Regions from separate parts of the Mus musculus genome. Here region 2 is linked to region 1. Evidence: chromatin loops called from intact Hi-C (ENCODE). Cell type or tissue: heart. All regions are shown on one strand.

Evidence for each region. Peaks named below come from ENCODE experiments on the same cell type or tissue, not always from the same donor. Only the 100,000 strongest peaks of a DNase experiment are listed, where the experiment ranks them.
Region 2: it touches region 1 in a loop (2.9-fold over the local background); 2 of 42 quality-filtered maps call a loop at or near these places.

What each region holds. Positions count from the first base shown.
Region 1 is chr3:98,016,374-98,024,373 of GRCm38, reverse strand. All of the region lies in intron 1 of Notch2 (notch 2), which reads right to left. Gm40103 (a long non-coding RNA gene) reads left to right here. Exons shown (of 2, transcript XR_001783932.2): 2 at 1,761-2,068. Among named protein-coding and RNA genes, the nearest start is that of Gm40103, 5.7 kb to the left of the region's middle. In heart, a CTCF peak has its summit at 3,887; no DNase peak of the experiment used is centred here; H3K4me3 peaks cover 266 bases; H3K27ac peaks cover 2,275 bases.
Region 2 is chr3:98,413,333-98,421,332 of GRCm38, reverse strand. All of the region lies in intron 1 of Zfp697 (zinc finger protein 697), which reads right to left. Among named protein-coding and RNA genes, the nearest start is that of Zfp697, 35 kb to the right of the region's middle. In heart, no CTCF peak of the experiment used is centred here; DNase peaks (open chromatin) are centred at 3,792 and 6,882; H3K4me3 peaks cover 583 bases; H3K27ac peaks cover 4,350 bases.

The DNA.
Region 1 (8,000 bases):
GCCTGAACTGACTGCCCTGACCACTGTCCAGGCTCACCAGTTAGGTCCCAGTGAGTGGAGAGGACAGGATGCTGGTTTTGTCTTTCAGAGTGTTATGTGCTCCACACATTTCTGCACCCTCCGAAAAACAGGACAGTAGTGGAACCACATACCATTTGCCCCCAAGGTCTCTTCTTAAACCCAGTATATAGTAAACGTACGGTTCCTTGATGCATATAACTTACAAGCAGCTGTTGTGTGGTAAAGTCAGATCCAAATTTGAGAGCACCAAGCCAGGCAATGGCAATCCATACTTATAATCCCCTCTAGGGACATGAAGGCAGGAAGATCAAGAGTTCAACACTAGCCTCCACTTTGTACTGAGTTCGAGGCCAGCCTGGGCTACATGAGACTCTCAAAAAATCAGAACTAAACAACTACATCCAAAAATGGAATTTAAAGTAGCTATAGAAAATACTACTTAATATATGTATTTTTTAAATGGCCAAGGACAAGGTATGAGGGCATCCACCCTGAATCCCAGCAGAGCCCAGGCAGATCTCTGAGTTCTAGGCCAGCCAGGGCTGCAGACCCTGTCTCGAAAACTCAGAATTCAAAAGATGAAAAACTATTACCTTATCAAAGGACATTTCTTATACTAAACTTGGTATTGTGTATGGTATTCTAGTTTGCTTATTTGGGGTCTTTATGTTCGACTGAGCGAGGCAGAGACAGACAGAGTGAGAGGGTTTCGTGTGGCTGACTGCTTTTGGTGCTGGACATTGAACCCAGGGCGTCATGCATGTCATACATGTACTCCATCCCAGCCCCAGCCTGTATGTACTGTAAACTGACAGGCATACTGTGATATGTTTTAAGCAGGTGAAGTACCAATGCCTTTAATAGCTAAAGTTCAGATATATTAAAAAATTCACGGGTAAAAGACTCAGTTGAGTAAAAGAGATAGAAAGGAAGAAGAGGCGTTAGACGAATGAATCCACAGAGATCTTTTTTTCTATACTGCTCTAATAAAAGGCAACAAGAGATGAGGTAGGATTCACCATTTGCCAGGTAATAACAAGAGTTATTTAAATGAATCCCAGGGCTGTCGGTGGCTGGCAGCGCTGGCAGCCTCATATTCTGCTAATGAAAAGTATGACTGGGTCAAACTCTATAAAAAGTAATGCAACCATTTGGCTGAAAAGCTTCTGGATTTTGGTAGAAAGTAAGGGATTTGTTTTTTTAAAGATGTGTTTTTATTTTATGAGTATGGGTGCTGTGTCTCCGTGCATGTCTGCACAGCATGTGTGTGTGGGGCCCACAGTGGTCAGAAGGTATGAAGCCCTTAGAACTAGAGCTACAGATGGTTGCGAGCAGCCAGAGATGGGTGCTGGGAATCTGGAAAAGCAGCCAGTGCTCTTAACCGAGCCAGTCCCAGCAACAATATACATTACAGAATTCTTTATATTTATGACACCTGGAAACTAAGGATGGATTTCCACAAAAATGAAGGCTAGTAGTCCCTTAAGATAGTGTAGTATGTTGCCTTTGAAGTCATATTCTTAAAGGCTACTAACATATATGGAGGAAATGTTCATATTATTTTTAGTGGAAAACTATATGTCTGTTAAAATCCCAATTAAAGTTTTATAATAGACACTGAGCATGGAAAAATACTGTAAAGTATCAATCAAAATGTTAACCACAAGTTTGGCTTATAAACGATGTGATTATTGGAGATGTTAATTGTCTCTGATTTTTTTTTTTTTTTTTTTTTTTAGATGCCACTCTCTTAGGTTTAGAAATCGCTGGAATACCAAAGAGCAACGCTTCCTCTGGTGGGCAGCTGATTCTTATCTGTACATGGGACAGGGCGGGGGGGCAGGGGGGGGGGAGTTGGATCCAACCAAATTTGCAGTCAAAAGAAAGAGGTCAAAACATATGAGTCCATTCCTTAGTATTATTTAATTACTAGAATCAAATGTATGAAAACATTTTAAACAGAAAACTGCCTGTGTGACTTTCAAATGTATAGGAGCTTTTAAAATCTAAGGGTGAAAAAAGATATAACAAAATACATACATGAATACCAAAACACTAACAGAGGTGTGGTGATATTATTCTGATTGCTCACACATACCTAAAGAATTCCAAATGTGACTGCTTTTAAAAGCACATATACACACAAAATCTTGTAAAGGTGCCAGGGAAAATCAACACAGTATAAATACAAGTTAATTATGTGTAAACATAAGGAATAATTCTGTTGCTATGTAAACCTACCTAAGCGAAACTGTTACAATGTTTGTTTTTAGTTACAACCATTTTCCTTAATGGCTAGGCAATGTGGAGCAAGGACTGTAAGTGGTTGCTTGCCTTATTTGGGAGGACAGGGGGTCTTCCAAGATAGCCTAGCTGCTTGTCCTTACAGCAATCCTCCTGTCTCAGTTTCCAGCATTCTTGAATTAGGTAAGCACACCCCACCCAGCCGTTGCTGACGTAATGACAAACCTTGCACTAGGCACACCATTTGAGCTTTTGCCTTTAAATCCTCATAAAGATTTGGAAGTGTCTTAAATGTTGCAAAAAAAAAATTTACTATCTAAAGGTAAATGTGTGCCACTTAAAAGAAGAGTCAGCAAATGAACAGCCATGTACACTTCAAAGAAAAACATACAAAATGAATAAGCAAGATAGCTTGTCCTGGAACCTCAATGAGACTGAATAGCTTCCAAAGGCAAGGCTCCGAGAGCCCAGAAACACACAAGGCTCCCAGCACCTTTCCACCTTCTCTCTGCAGGAGTTAACTCAGGCACCACCTAAGTAGACAGCATTCGGTTATTCTTACTGGGACACCTCGTGAGCCCAACAGACAAGATTTCTCTCTCCTGCTAGGTAACGCTTGTGACCTACACCCGATGCAGAATCTTCTCAAAGGGAGGGAGGGGAGGGAGGGCAGGGAGGAGAACACAAAATGAAAAGGAAGCAAACCACACCATTTAAAAGTACACCTGCCTCTGAAAAAGGACATATACTTTAGAATACAACCACAGCTGTGTCTTCAACACCTTACCTGGCAAGCAAGGCTGCATTTAAAGGGGGTGCTATTTGTTAAATGAAGACGTATTATTAAGGAGACAATATCTGACTCCAATCAAAATATTCTCATCGTGTTTTTCTGGCCTCACAAAACACACATACTTTCTTCATATGAATAAACATGTCTGTGAGTGGGAGAGTCACTCTTACCCCAGAAACAGGTTCTGCAACACCACACACCCAACCAGTCTTTGTGTGGCAATGAGTCCACTCTGGCATGATGTTGGTCTGATATATTCAAAGAACCCAGAATTACTATTCAGTTGCCAGCAATCTGTAGAAGGAACTGACTTGGAGACTAGAGATCTCCGCTGGCAGGCCTCCAGGGAACTGGGCTTCAGTCCACTGGAAGATGGGACCCAGGTCCTCCACACCTGGCAGAAAAGTCATCTGGTCAACCAAGGTGACAGCCAACAGTTCCAGACAGCAGAGGGAGGACAGTGGAGTGACCGCCCCCGCAACCACCAGGACCTTGCTCCATCTCTCCTGGTACCACATAAGTACTGAGGAGCTGGCAGAACAGGGTTTTGCCAAGACAAGTAAAGCAGGGTGAGGGCTATGTCAGCGTTGATTAATCAATGCCACCAGCAGCAGCGACTCTGGGTGTGTCCACACCACACACACCCCATGCCTGTGATGAGGAGGTCTTTCAGCCACTGCCGCTGAGAACTGGGATCTTCCCAGGAAGACAGTTTCCACCCTGATATGTCCTGTAGCAAGCCTGCCATGCAGGGCTGAGGACACAGTGCTCTCTCACCACAGAGCCACTAATAGCCACCACAACCTCTGCCAATGTTATACTCACACCCGCCACCAGACGGGGGTCTTTGTCTTCTTCTCACCAAGGCAAGTTGATTATTCTTTTCCTATGTTACAACAGAGAAAAGAAAATAGCGGACTGTGCAAAATAGCAGACAAGCCCCCCTGGGTGGGGGGAGCTGGGGCTGCTCTTCTCTCCTGGGTACTCCCCAGGAACCCCACTGCTCTTAGTTACCCAGACTGCAGGAAACTGCTTTCAGAGAGTTCAATAAATGGCTAGGTGGCTTTCAAACTACACACCGTGTACCTCTCTGCCTCATCTCAGTGATGCTATCAGTCCTGGGGGCAGGAGCCTAACTTCCACTCTGGGTACAATTCCCACATACCTGGAGACTATATTTCCCTGCACTGCCTGCCCCAAGATGCCAAGGGAAACAATTAAGCCTGACGACACACCCAAGGCCTTAACATAGCATCACTCTAAGAGCCCACAGTCTTCAGAGGATTCTACGCAAATGTGCCTGGACCCCTTGAACTGCAGGCCAATTTGATGGCTGAGCTGGCACTTTGGTCTTCAAGCCAGGCATTGAGGGCCTGGGTCCCTCTTCTAATGCCCTGGAGCCCAGTCCCTGAGAGTCCTGCAGGCAATTGAGCAGTGACCCTGAATTCTTGAACACACTGACCAAAAGTAACAATAAAAAATGAATGCGATCATTGCTTTGCTCACTCCAGCTCCCAAGAGCCCTCTTTCTCTGTTTCACGCTTTTGAAGGCCACAGTGTTAAAGGCAAACAGGTAAGAATCCCTTCAAAAAGGGGCGGCAAACCTCCTGCTGCTGCCAGGGAACACTGTGCAGTCTGACCCGCCGAAGCCCAAAGGACAGCCAACAACTTCTGAAGCCACTTCTTTCTTTCCATCAGAGGCGGTAACATGAAGTGCCATGGTAACAGGGCGACCCTGGGCCCTTCTTGCTAAACGTGCCATGTAGGGGGCCTTTGGCACGCTCATCATTCTCCCTTCCCCTCATGCACCACGTGAGAATATCCCAACCCAAGTCAGTACTGCCACCCAATGATGGCTTGTTCCTCTAATCGAAATAAGAAGGAAGCTAAGGCCTACAGATCACTCTAAGTTCAAGGCCAGCCTCGAACACAGTAAGTTCCAGCCAATTCTGGCTACAAAGTAGTAAGACCCTCTCTCAAAAAATCAGGACAGGCTGAAATAAGTTGTCTTCCTCTCTCTCCGTGCTCCTGTACTCAAGGGAAAAGCTGCCAGCAGAGAGGCAGTCACAGGTTAACAAAACAGATATCCTCCGAGGAAGCGTCAATCACCCGGGCTAAAGACAGCACTTCGTGTGAAATCCGTGCATTCCGGGATCTATCCGAGTGACACTGATGGAGGGAGGGAGACTGCCTTTAAAGACACACGCTATACCTCTGTCAGTCCTAAAATATAGACTTCACAGACCGGCTCTTTAAAAGCACAAGGCAACATTACTAGCCTTGCAGTGCCAGCAGAGCAAGTGATGGCCTCCTTTTCAAGCTATCACTGTATTGCATACAGCTATGTTTATGTATATGCTTGTGTGAGTGTAAGTCATGTGTGTGTCAGTGCCCATGGAAGCCAGAAATGGGCATCAGACACCCCCCCCAAACTGGAGTTACAGGCAGTTATGAGGCACCTGATACAGGTGCTGGGAATCAAACTTGTGACCTTGGAAGATCAGCAAGCACTCACAATCCCTGATCCATCTCTCCAGCACCATCTGCCTTGCTTTTTGGGAAAGGATACAGTTTATTGTTTCATCTGGAGTGACTGGCTGGTACAGCCCCAGGATCATCCTGTCTCTGCCCCCAGCTATGGAATTACAAATAAACACCACCACAGCTGCTTATTATGTGGGTGCTGGAGATCCAAACCCAGGTGTTCTTGCTTGTAACAGGTACTCTACACACTGAGCCATCCCCACCCCTAACTAGAACGTACAAATTCCCAGACACAACTTGAGATCCACTGAGTCACACTACCCAGGACAATCATGTGTTCTTTTCGTAAGAGGAGCCAGGGAAGCTGCTGGACAAACTCTTTCCTTCTTCATGGACCTATCTGGACAGGGAGGTATGAAGACGTAGGGCTAAGGTGGTTCACCTGAACAGCCTTCCCAGACAGAAGAACATAACGTTCTTCACAAGTTCCACTCCTTTTATGGACAAGTGGGTGTCACTTCAGTGAAGGGTACATAGCCTGCTCTTTTTTACTTCTGTCACCCACACAAAGCTCAGGACTCTGAGGACAAAATCCAGAGATGATACCAATGAATAGAAACAAGAGGAGAGAAACTTGGTGCATATAAGAACTAGAGGTCAAAGACTGCCTCTTGATAGGAAACACAGGTACACTGCCCCTTGCCAGGTAGAGATCAGATCTAGCATGGGCAGAGAGAAGCACCAGAGGGCTTTAAAGTCCCCATCAGCACATACAACAAAGAGGTAACCCTGACCCACCTCTTAGGTAAAAACAGGGGATGGGTTAGCACAAAGCCAGGTGAGACATGATGGTGCACACTGAACACGAGCACTCGAGAGGCTGACACAGGAGGACCAAGGTTCCAAAGCCCTGTCTCAAAAGGCGCCAGGCAGTATAAGTCTGTAGGCACACTGAGCAAGCCACAGGTGCTCAACCAAGGCGTTCCGCTCAGGTGCCTCTGCACACTGGACACATGCCGTGAACATCCGTAGGACAGAAAAGGGCTGTGTGTGTGAGGCAGAGCACCTCTCTCAAGGAGCAGGATCTGTGTGTCAGAGGCCAATCACATGTGGTTGTCTGGCACAGGATTGCAGTATCAAGTTTAAGATGAAAAGGCTCAAAAATAGCAAAACAAAGCTGACCCCAAAGAAAAATATACTATTCCAGAAATGATCCCAAGCTGTGCCCCAAATGAAAGCCTTCTATAGAAAAGGTGAACAAAAGTGCAGTGAGTGTTAACCTGTGACCACCACATGGAGCAGGAGAGGTCAGGGAAGAGAAGACACCAGAGCCTCATTGCAAACACCACTTAATAGGCATCCAGCAGGACCACTGTGGCCTACAATGAAAAAGGACTGAAAGGTACTGGCTCAAATGAACACGTCTTCACAGGATGCCAATGAGATGCCAAGGAACCATGCCAAGTACAGGGTAGAAATGTGGGTACCAGAACACAGACAAGCAGAGGCACAATTCTTTCCCTGTAGCATACACTAACAGTAAGCACTCAAGGATGTGTTTCTGTGTACACAAATCCATCTGTACACAAGACAGAAGCAGTATGGACGATACACAAGGCCCTGGACCTGAGGCCTTAAACAAAGAAATTCTAGTCCCAACTCTGCAACCAGCCCTGTGATTGGTGACAAAGTCCATGAGAATGTGAACTACCAAACCATGGGCTCCCCTGCAAGGTCACCAAATCAATTAATAACAGAGCTGGAGGAGATTTCTGGTTTTCTGGCTCCCGGCTTAGTGGCTTGTCCCAATTACTACATATACAGTGGACCGGTGCAGAGGGAAAGTGCCAGACGGGGGACATTCTTGTTTTCAAGGTGTGTTTGGAAAGCAAGAGAAGACAGGAGCAGGAGGATCCAGAAAGTTCAGGAGTGGAGGGGACAGATCAGTGAGACATCCGGACAGACATCAAGAAAGAAAACAGATACAGTCTGTAAATACAGCACAAGAATGCATTCCTATCCAGATCATGCCTTAGAGGGCACACACACACACACACACACACACAATCACACACACACACACACCTGGAAAAGTTTATAAAGAATCCAAAATTTATATGTATATATAACATTTGAAGAAGAATCCGTGGCAGAGGGGGTAGAGGTATCACTCACACATGAAGCCTTTTTAGAAGCAGTTGTGCACAAGAAGGATCCAATCACAGTCTACAGCTTTCATGTTAGCAATTTCTGAATTCTTTAAGAGTCAAAAGGGTTAACTGCTGGAATGGCTGGTTAAAGCTGGGTTCACTGTGGAAACTATTAAAATCTAAAAGGCAAGATCTCATACACCTCTTGAAGGCAGAATTAATCTGTGATTGTCCCACTCGGTCAATTTGTCAAAATCTTTTGTAAGCCTTATTTAAAAAAAATAATAATACAGATTCTCAGGCCTCCT
Region 2 (8,000 bases), 400 kb before region 1:
AGGTTAGGGACTGCAGCCCACCTCCCTGAAGGGTGGAGCATGGTGGTCCAACCTGGCAGGGAAGGAGTACAGCTTTACTGCTGAGACCTTTAAATGACAGCTTCTTGGAGAGCAAGAAGCAGAGGATGCTCTGGTTGGTGACCTCCTGTACACCCAGAGATCAGATCAAATGCAGCAGCTCTGTTTCTCTAACTTCAAAGAGAGCTAGGGTCTGAGCTCCCTGACTGAGGCTGGCATCTGAATTCACAGGACTGCCAGCCACACTGAATCAAGGCAGGCTCTGAGCTCCCAAAGGAATCCTCCTTCATCCTCACCACAAGGGGACAGAGGGTTAAGTAGGCTCTGGAAAGAAGAAGAGCCCCTATCACCCAAATCGACAATGTTAACAGATTTGTTTTTAAACGCCTTATGTTTGCAGTAGACTTGAAGTCTATACCTGCTGCCCCCTCCCCCCAAACACACACACACACACACACACACACACACGCACACACACAGACTCAATTCCACTCACACCATCCCATCCTGGATTGTCTATCAGGCTATGATAGAAGTTATTTAGAGTTAAGGACAGATTTTCAAGACACGTTATTTAATAAAAAGCTACAGCTGGGTTTGTTTGTTTGGTTGGTTGGTTTTGTTTTGTTTTGTTTTTCAAGACAGGGTTTCTCTGTATAGCCCTGGCTGTCCTGGAACTCACTTTGTAGACCAGGCTGGTCTCGAATTCAGAAATCCGCCGGCTGTCTCTGCCTCCCAAGTGCTAGGATTAAAGACGTGCACCATCACCGCCCAGCTACAGCTGGTTTTTAAAATACCTTATTTTCATTAATGTAGACACAGTCGTGTGTAGGTTAACACATATATACACAGGCACAGAAAGAAAGGTCAGGAGCCCATCATTAAACTATTAACCATCTCTCTGTCACTTCTTGGAGGCTTCTGGCTGGTAATGCTTATCTTACCAAAACCCAAGGATATAGACTATGTTCAACTTCACAGACCAGAAACAAGTACAGAGGTGATTAGACCAAGGTGAACTACAAAGCAGACCTTCTCAAACAGCTGCTGGTACTTTGGGAGATTGTCACCATTTTTGTATGCATTTGCATTTTCTACAGTAAACATGTATTTTTTTTTTAACCCAGGAAAAAAGGTTGCCTTTATTTTCAGTAGGATCAAATATGTTAATGAAAACCTGTGATTATTCTAGAAGCAACAAAACTCACAAGCCGAGCAGCTGGGGTTCTGTCACTCCTGAGGACTTAACTTTCAGAAGTGCTATCGACCCCCTGGGGAGGTTGTAAGGGGGTCGGGGTTGTAACTGGAGTGTCCGCTGGGCACCAACAGACACTCAGCCACTTTGTTCCAACTCCTTTCCTACTCTTACTCAAAAACTAGCAACATTTTTCTTGGGGGAGGGGGAGTGCTCAGCCAGGGTTGGATAATGAGTAGTCAGTAGGGCAGAGTGATCACTTTGTAGCCAGACTGACCCACGCTTGAACTGTCTGCTCTTAACCAGCTACCTGACTTTATGTGAGTCACATGACTTGGAGGAGCTCTAATTCAGTGCCCATAAAAACAAGGATGCTCCCTCCTACTTGCAGAGTCATTCTAAGAGCCTGATAAATTACCATTTGTTAAAGCTGATGACACGTTAGATACAGCGTAAATAGAATTTATAATGAATTACTTTATTATGAAGTTCCTTGACTTAAATCATTGCACAGTAAACTAAAGTCACTGTCCACAGCTATACTCCCTGGGAATACATTATTTTTCCAGCTTCAGGCAGAACTTCCCTTGGCCTTACTGCTGTTAATAAACAACTCAGCATGTGAAGACAAGAGTCAAGTTGTGGGTGGTTGCTGAAGGGAGCTGGATATAGGGTGAACAGTTGGTAGTTGCTAAAATATCCATCTTAAGCACAGAACTTCAGTCTAAAGCTAAACAGAGGAGTGGGTGTGTGTGGCTTAGCATACTGTTGCTAAAGGAGCCTGCTCCCCCAGTAAGAACTGAGAGGAGATTAATAAGGGAAAAAGGAGTTGTCCAGCAGGGAAAACTAACTCCACATCTAGTTCTCCGGACTCACAGAGGCAAAGGAGAGGAGCAGCAAGTGCTGATGGGACAGAGTCCAGGGTGCAGCCAGCACCGCCACTGCACTGTGTCGGATCCCTGCTTCTAAGAGTTTAAATGTGGGAGGTGAAGGGCAGGTGGAGAGATGGCTCAGCAGTTAAGAGCACTGGCTGCTCTTCCAGAGGAGCCAGGTTCAATTCCCAGCATCCACGTGGCAGCTCACAGTTGTCTGTAACTCCATTTCTAGGGGATCTGCCACAAACATACATTCAATAAAAATAAATAACTTTTAAAAGGAGTTTGAATGTGTCTTGAGTCCTTGACAACCAGGTTAGTTGGTTAATAGAGGCACTAAATCAGTTTTACGAGCTCTATCTTGTTAACCCACCACCACCTTCAAATGGCCTTTCTCTTAAATACAGAGCTGGGCACCTCTCTAACTCTATTTAAATCCAAGTTTCTAAAATTTATATATTTTTCATGTCCCTTGTTCCTCCTCGATGGTCCCAGCTTTTTAAAATGGTAACATCCTTAAAATAACTAGGAAAATGCTCAAAAGCCTCACTCATCTGAAGGCCATCTGAAATGCCCAGTCATTGCACCGGGAAGATACTGCTACAGAGTGGGGGAAAGGTGATCTAGTAGCTTTGGGGGAGGGGTTGTTGTTGTTGTTGTTGTATGTTAACAACATGGTCTGTGTCCGAGGCTGGCCTTGAGCTCCCTACATAGTCAAAAATAATGCTGAGTTTCTCGTCCTGAGATAACAGGTACTACCTGCTGGGCTTATGCAGCACTGAGACCCAAACCCAGGAGATCAGGTATGCCTCCCAAGCCGTGACAGTTCACTCAGTCAACTGAGGTGCATACCTACCCACAAAGTATCTCTATAAAAAGGAAGAGGCGAAGACTGGAGCAGAGGGGAGCGGAAGCCAGGAGAGCTAGAAATCAGACTTTGACCTGGGTCTACTGACATATTTAGCCCCCTCTAGAGCTACCTGCAAACTATTCCTTTGATCGGGGTCCTACCCCTTCAAAGATCAGATCTAACTTCCTAGGATGGTCAGTCAAGCCCATACCACCCTCCCACCTCCCTGGATTTTACAGAGAGAAATTAAGGCCAGAAATAACACCAAGTGACAGAGCACTAGCAACTCCTACCCTCCAGTGGCCCTGCCCTGCCCCCAGGGAGATCAGAGACCAGCTTCAATAGTCCCAGGCTGGGAGGCAGTGTCCCATTTGATTGGACCTATGCAACTTATCGTGCTGTTGGTCCAGTCCCTCTCCATAGATCCTACAACTATCAGGAAAGTGGGTTACTCATTTTATGTGTTAAGAATACTACTAGGCAGTGGTGGTGCATGCCTTTAGTCCCAGCACTCGGGAGGCAAAGGCAGGAGGATCTCTGTGAGTTTGAGGCCAGCCTGGTCTACAGAGTGAGTCCCAGGACAGCCAGGGCTACACAAAGAAACCCTGTATTGGGGGTGAGGAAAGCAAGCAAAACAAAAACCAAACTCTGAGCATGTGGCCCATCCCCTAGGTAAAGTTAAGACTCACCTATATCATTGCAAGTGGGGGCAGCTAGCAAAAAAGCCTTGTGACTCAAAGAGGCAGGCTAAACCTGGAACCTCCTGCCCACTCCCTTGGAGTTGGGTAGACAGGAGTCATGTGCTAAGGCCACTGCCAGGTGGCAGGTGGCCAGGCCAGCAGAGACATCTTGTCAGGGAAAGGAAGTGCTCTCTGGGCAGGAGGCCAAGAGTGGCTCCATTCAGCAGCCTCCAGACCGAAGCGCCCTTCCTGTCTCCTACTCATCTCGGGGGGCCCCTTCCTTACCTTCTCAAGATTGAGCCAGAAACTCAGCAGCAGAATCTAGAAGCTTCTTTCTGCTGCTTCCCACGCCCCTGGCCCACCACTCTCTCCCCAGGGATAGTTTGCATATGTGTCCAAGCAAAGACACCCAATTTGGAAGAAACTGGTAAAAACAACTCCAGGCAGCTATGCAAAAGGCTGTATTCAGGACAGGCAGTGAGATCCAACTGGGGACTGCAAGGGTTAATCATTTGTCCATCTTCATCAGCAACCAAGTAAAAGAGTTAACAGTCAAATTTCTTCTTGGTGGGGAGGGGATGGTCTCAGAGCCCTGCACCTTTACTGGCCAGCTCAAAGGGCAATAAGTCAGTCACTCACCTTACTGGACAGATGATGTCTCTGGTGAACAAGGAACAGCAGCTTTGTCACCCTCCTCCCATGTGTCACATTCACAGGTGCCAATGGACCCTCACCTTGGCTGGCTTTCACAGACCACCCACCCCTCCATGCCAGAGACCCGAGTGCAGACTGCTGAGCAAGGTGGACCTGAGTTCCAGACAAAGAACAGCAAAACACGCCTGCAACTAAATACTGACCACTCTCCAGACAGAAGAAGCCAGAATAATCTGGTTTCTGATCTGTAGTTAATGCCCTTTCACCTGGAGAGGGGAGCCCAAAGACAACATAGCCAGTGGGGGGCCCTGAATTCAGTCTCTAGACACACGTGCCCATGGATGTACATGAACAAGCACACACACACACACACACACACACACACCAGACAGACAGACAGACACAGAAAACCACACAATGTCCTTGGGACCAGGCATTTCCTGTCCATTATCTCAGACAGGACCCCTTAGCTTGTGCAACCTGTCACACCCGTCAAGCTTCCACCATGTGACCACTATGCAACTCCTTGTAGACAAAATAAGAATAAGTGTGACATAGAGACAGCTCCTAAATGAAAATTAGATTCTCTGCCTTCAAATGAGAAGCTGGACAAGCACCCCGTAATTCCAGCATTTGAAGGGTCAAGGCAGGAGGACCAGCCAGGGAAATCCTGACTCAGGATGAAACAGTTCAAGGTGCTGGTGAATACTCCCATCCATCCATATGCTCTGTTTTACTGATTAGAATCGTCTACCTGATGAACAAGAATACCTAGCATTCGTAATTCTTCCTCCCCTGAAGACTTACATTTTACTACCTGCTTTTTGGTTTTTCTTCATTTCTTATTTCATAACAGAAGCCCTAGGCTATCCTCAGGAGGCTGTCCTCCTGCCTGCTCAGCAGCTGGCTTCTCTGTTCAATGTATTTCACAGACTCCAAGACCTTGAAAATCTCTTGAACTTTTATGAGAGCAAACGGAGGCTGAGAGAGAGAGAGGACGAGCAATTGACCGGGGCTAGAGAAACAGGCAGAATGTCAGAAGCAGTGGGTCCTAAATCCCAGGCTTCTGATTGGTCCCTCCAACAATCTTTACATCCCTTTAATTCAAAATACCACTTAAAAACAGACAGCCAGGGCCAGGTGTGGCAACACACACCTATGATCTTGCCCTGGAGAGGCTGAGGCAGGGCGATTTCGATTTTAAGGTCAGCCGACATAACAAGACACACTCCCACCCCATCTCCCTCAAAAGGAGAGTGGAGATCAATCTATGACATACTCTGGCCCTCCTAAATCCCATGCTATATTAGTCAGGGTTTCTCCAAAGGCAACAGAACCAGTGGGATGTATGTATATTTAGAAAGAGATATATAATAAAGAGTTCGCTTATGCAGTTCTGCAGGCTGGCAGTTTCAAACTCTACCCTGAAGTGCAGACACCAAAAGCAATGGGATGGAAATGTCCTCCTTGCTCAGGAGGATCAGACTTTTGATCCCCGTAGTCTTTTAACTGACAGGAGGAAGCACACACACATGGGAGATGCTAGTCTGCTTTACTCAAAGGCCACCATCTAGAATGTTCACCACACCCAAGCCCGCCTTAACGGGGTGACTACAAACAGTGTATTATGGCACAGGTGACTGCAGATGTCATGAGGAAGCTCTGTAGGATAACCTAAAAAAAATAAAGCTTATAAATTGTATGTATTTGTTTCTTCTCTCTCCTCTCTCTCTCTCTCTCTCTCTCTCTCTCTCTCTCTCACACACACACACACACAAACACACACAAACACACAATTTGGCAGCAAGCACCTTGACCCACTGATGCATCTCGACAGCCCCTAAAAAAAAATCTCAGAAAAATATCCATAAGTATTTGATTATGCATCTTGCTGCCTTGTGGCCCAGACAAACTAACACAGAAGATTAACCACCACACACACCCTGGCTAAAAAACAATCTTAAATAATCCCTTCACACTTCAAATTTACCCCTAAAAGCATCGGTTTTGTCATGAAAATCACAATACATACTTGGATACAGTTTCTGTGTCATGTGATAAAGAGGACGAGGAGGAAGACTCAGGTTGATCTTAAAGATTCTCTAGACAGGCCTGGAAGTACAGGCCTAGAAGCCCAACATGACAGAGGCTGAGTAAGAAAACATGGCCAGCTTGGGCTACATAGTGAGTGCTAGGCTAGCCAGGTCCACAGAGCAAGACTCTGTTGCAAAACTAACAAACATGCTCCAAGTGGGGGGAAAGCTCTCTAGACATGAGTATGGTATACACAGCAGAAAGAGACACAGTTTATAACTGATCTTGCTTAAGGAAGAAGAGACTTGGAATGCAAGAGAAGTGTGTCTGATGAGACGTGCTCATAACAGCCTTGTTCTGGAAGGACTGATGGGGGGATGGTGGTCTCTATTAAGGTTTCTGTGATCCTGTTTCTGCTGGAATGAGTAGCCCTGAGAGAAATGTTCTTCATAGCAAAGGAGAAGAGGGGAGTGCAGGGCCAAAGAGTTTGAAGCAGACACTCTGTCACCCAGCTTCCCATGTAGATTCAACAGGAAGAAATGCTGTTCCCTTCTCTGCCCAAAATAACTGCCTGGTGTTACTGACAAGGAATGGCTGGCATGTTCCGCTCAGAGTATTTCAGCTGGGTAAGTGACACCTCTGTGTGTAACCAGCCAGGGTAGGGTCCAGTGAGTGCGAAGCAGGAGGAAATGCAAAGCTACCTGATAGCTAAATGTTCCTGCCTCATCACATCTCAAAATTCCAAAACTAGACTGATTTAAAGCAAAGCAAAGCAAAACAAAACAAAACGCTTGCATACACTTGAAAACACTTTTAAAACTATAACTCACTCTTATCTCTTTAAAAAATAACAGGATACACAAAACTCAGATCATAAGAAACTAAATAAGACACATGATCTCCAGTTGATTTACCAAGAGAACAATGACAAAAACAGCAAGAAAAAAAATATGATAAAAAGAAGAAAAGAGGGAGGGAAGTCCAAAGGTCAAAATGCAAGCAATAAATCAACCAACCTCAACATACATACTTACAGAACCCCAACTCAATTACCATACTACAAAAGCAAGTTCTATGCGGTTGGGCAATGAGCACAGACAGGCATTAAAAATCAAAGGTCAGCCTGAGCTACACCGTGAGGCACCCTCCAAAACCAAAGCCAAAGCTAATTATGAGACAACTGAGTAATTGTAAAATTCTGATTAGCTATCTGATATCAAGAACTGTTCATCTTTATGATGCTGGTATTTGGGTAAGTTCAAAGAGTCCTTTATCATCAATATATGAAATATTTATAGACGAGAGGATAACGTCTGGAATTTACTTCAACACAATTCCAAGGAAGGGAGGCTTAGATGGGTGCAGATGAAACAGGAAAGGCCATATATCGGCCACTGCTAAAATGCTGAACACCTAAGTTCATTATTCCACTCTACTCACGTGTATATTTGTTAGACAGAAAACCTGCTTTTACCCATAGCTCAGTGCTGCTGTCAACCTTCGCCAGAGAAACTTCTCTCTGCAGCAGGCAGAAAATAACGCAATAGACTATAGTGCTGACCGTGTCAAGCCCCGGGTCCCAAGGCTCAGCGAACATTGAAGCAGGCTGGAAAGGACGGCAGAATCATCGGAAAGCATCTCATCGTTAAAATACTTCAGAAATGGGCCACAGCAGTTTGGAGAAAAGGGGAAAC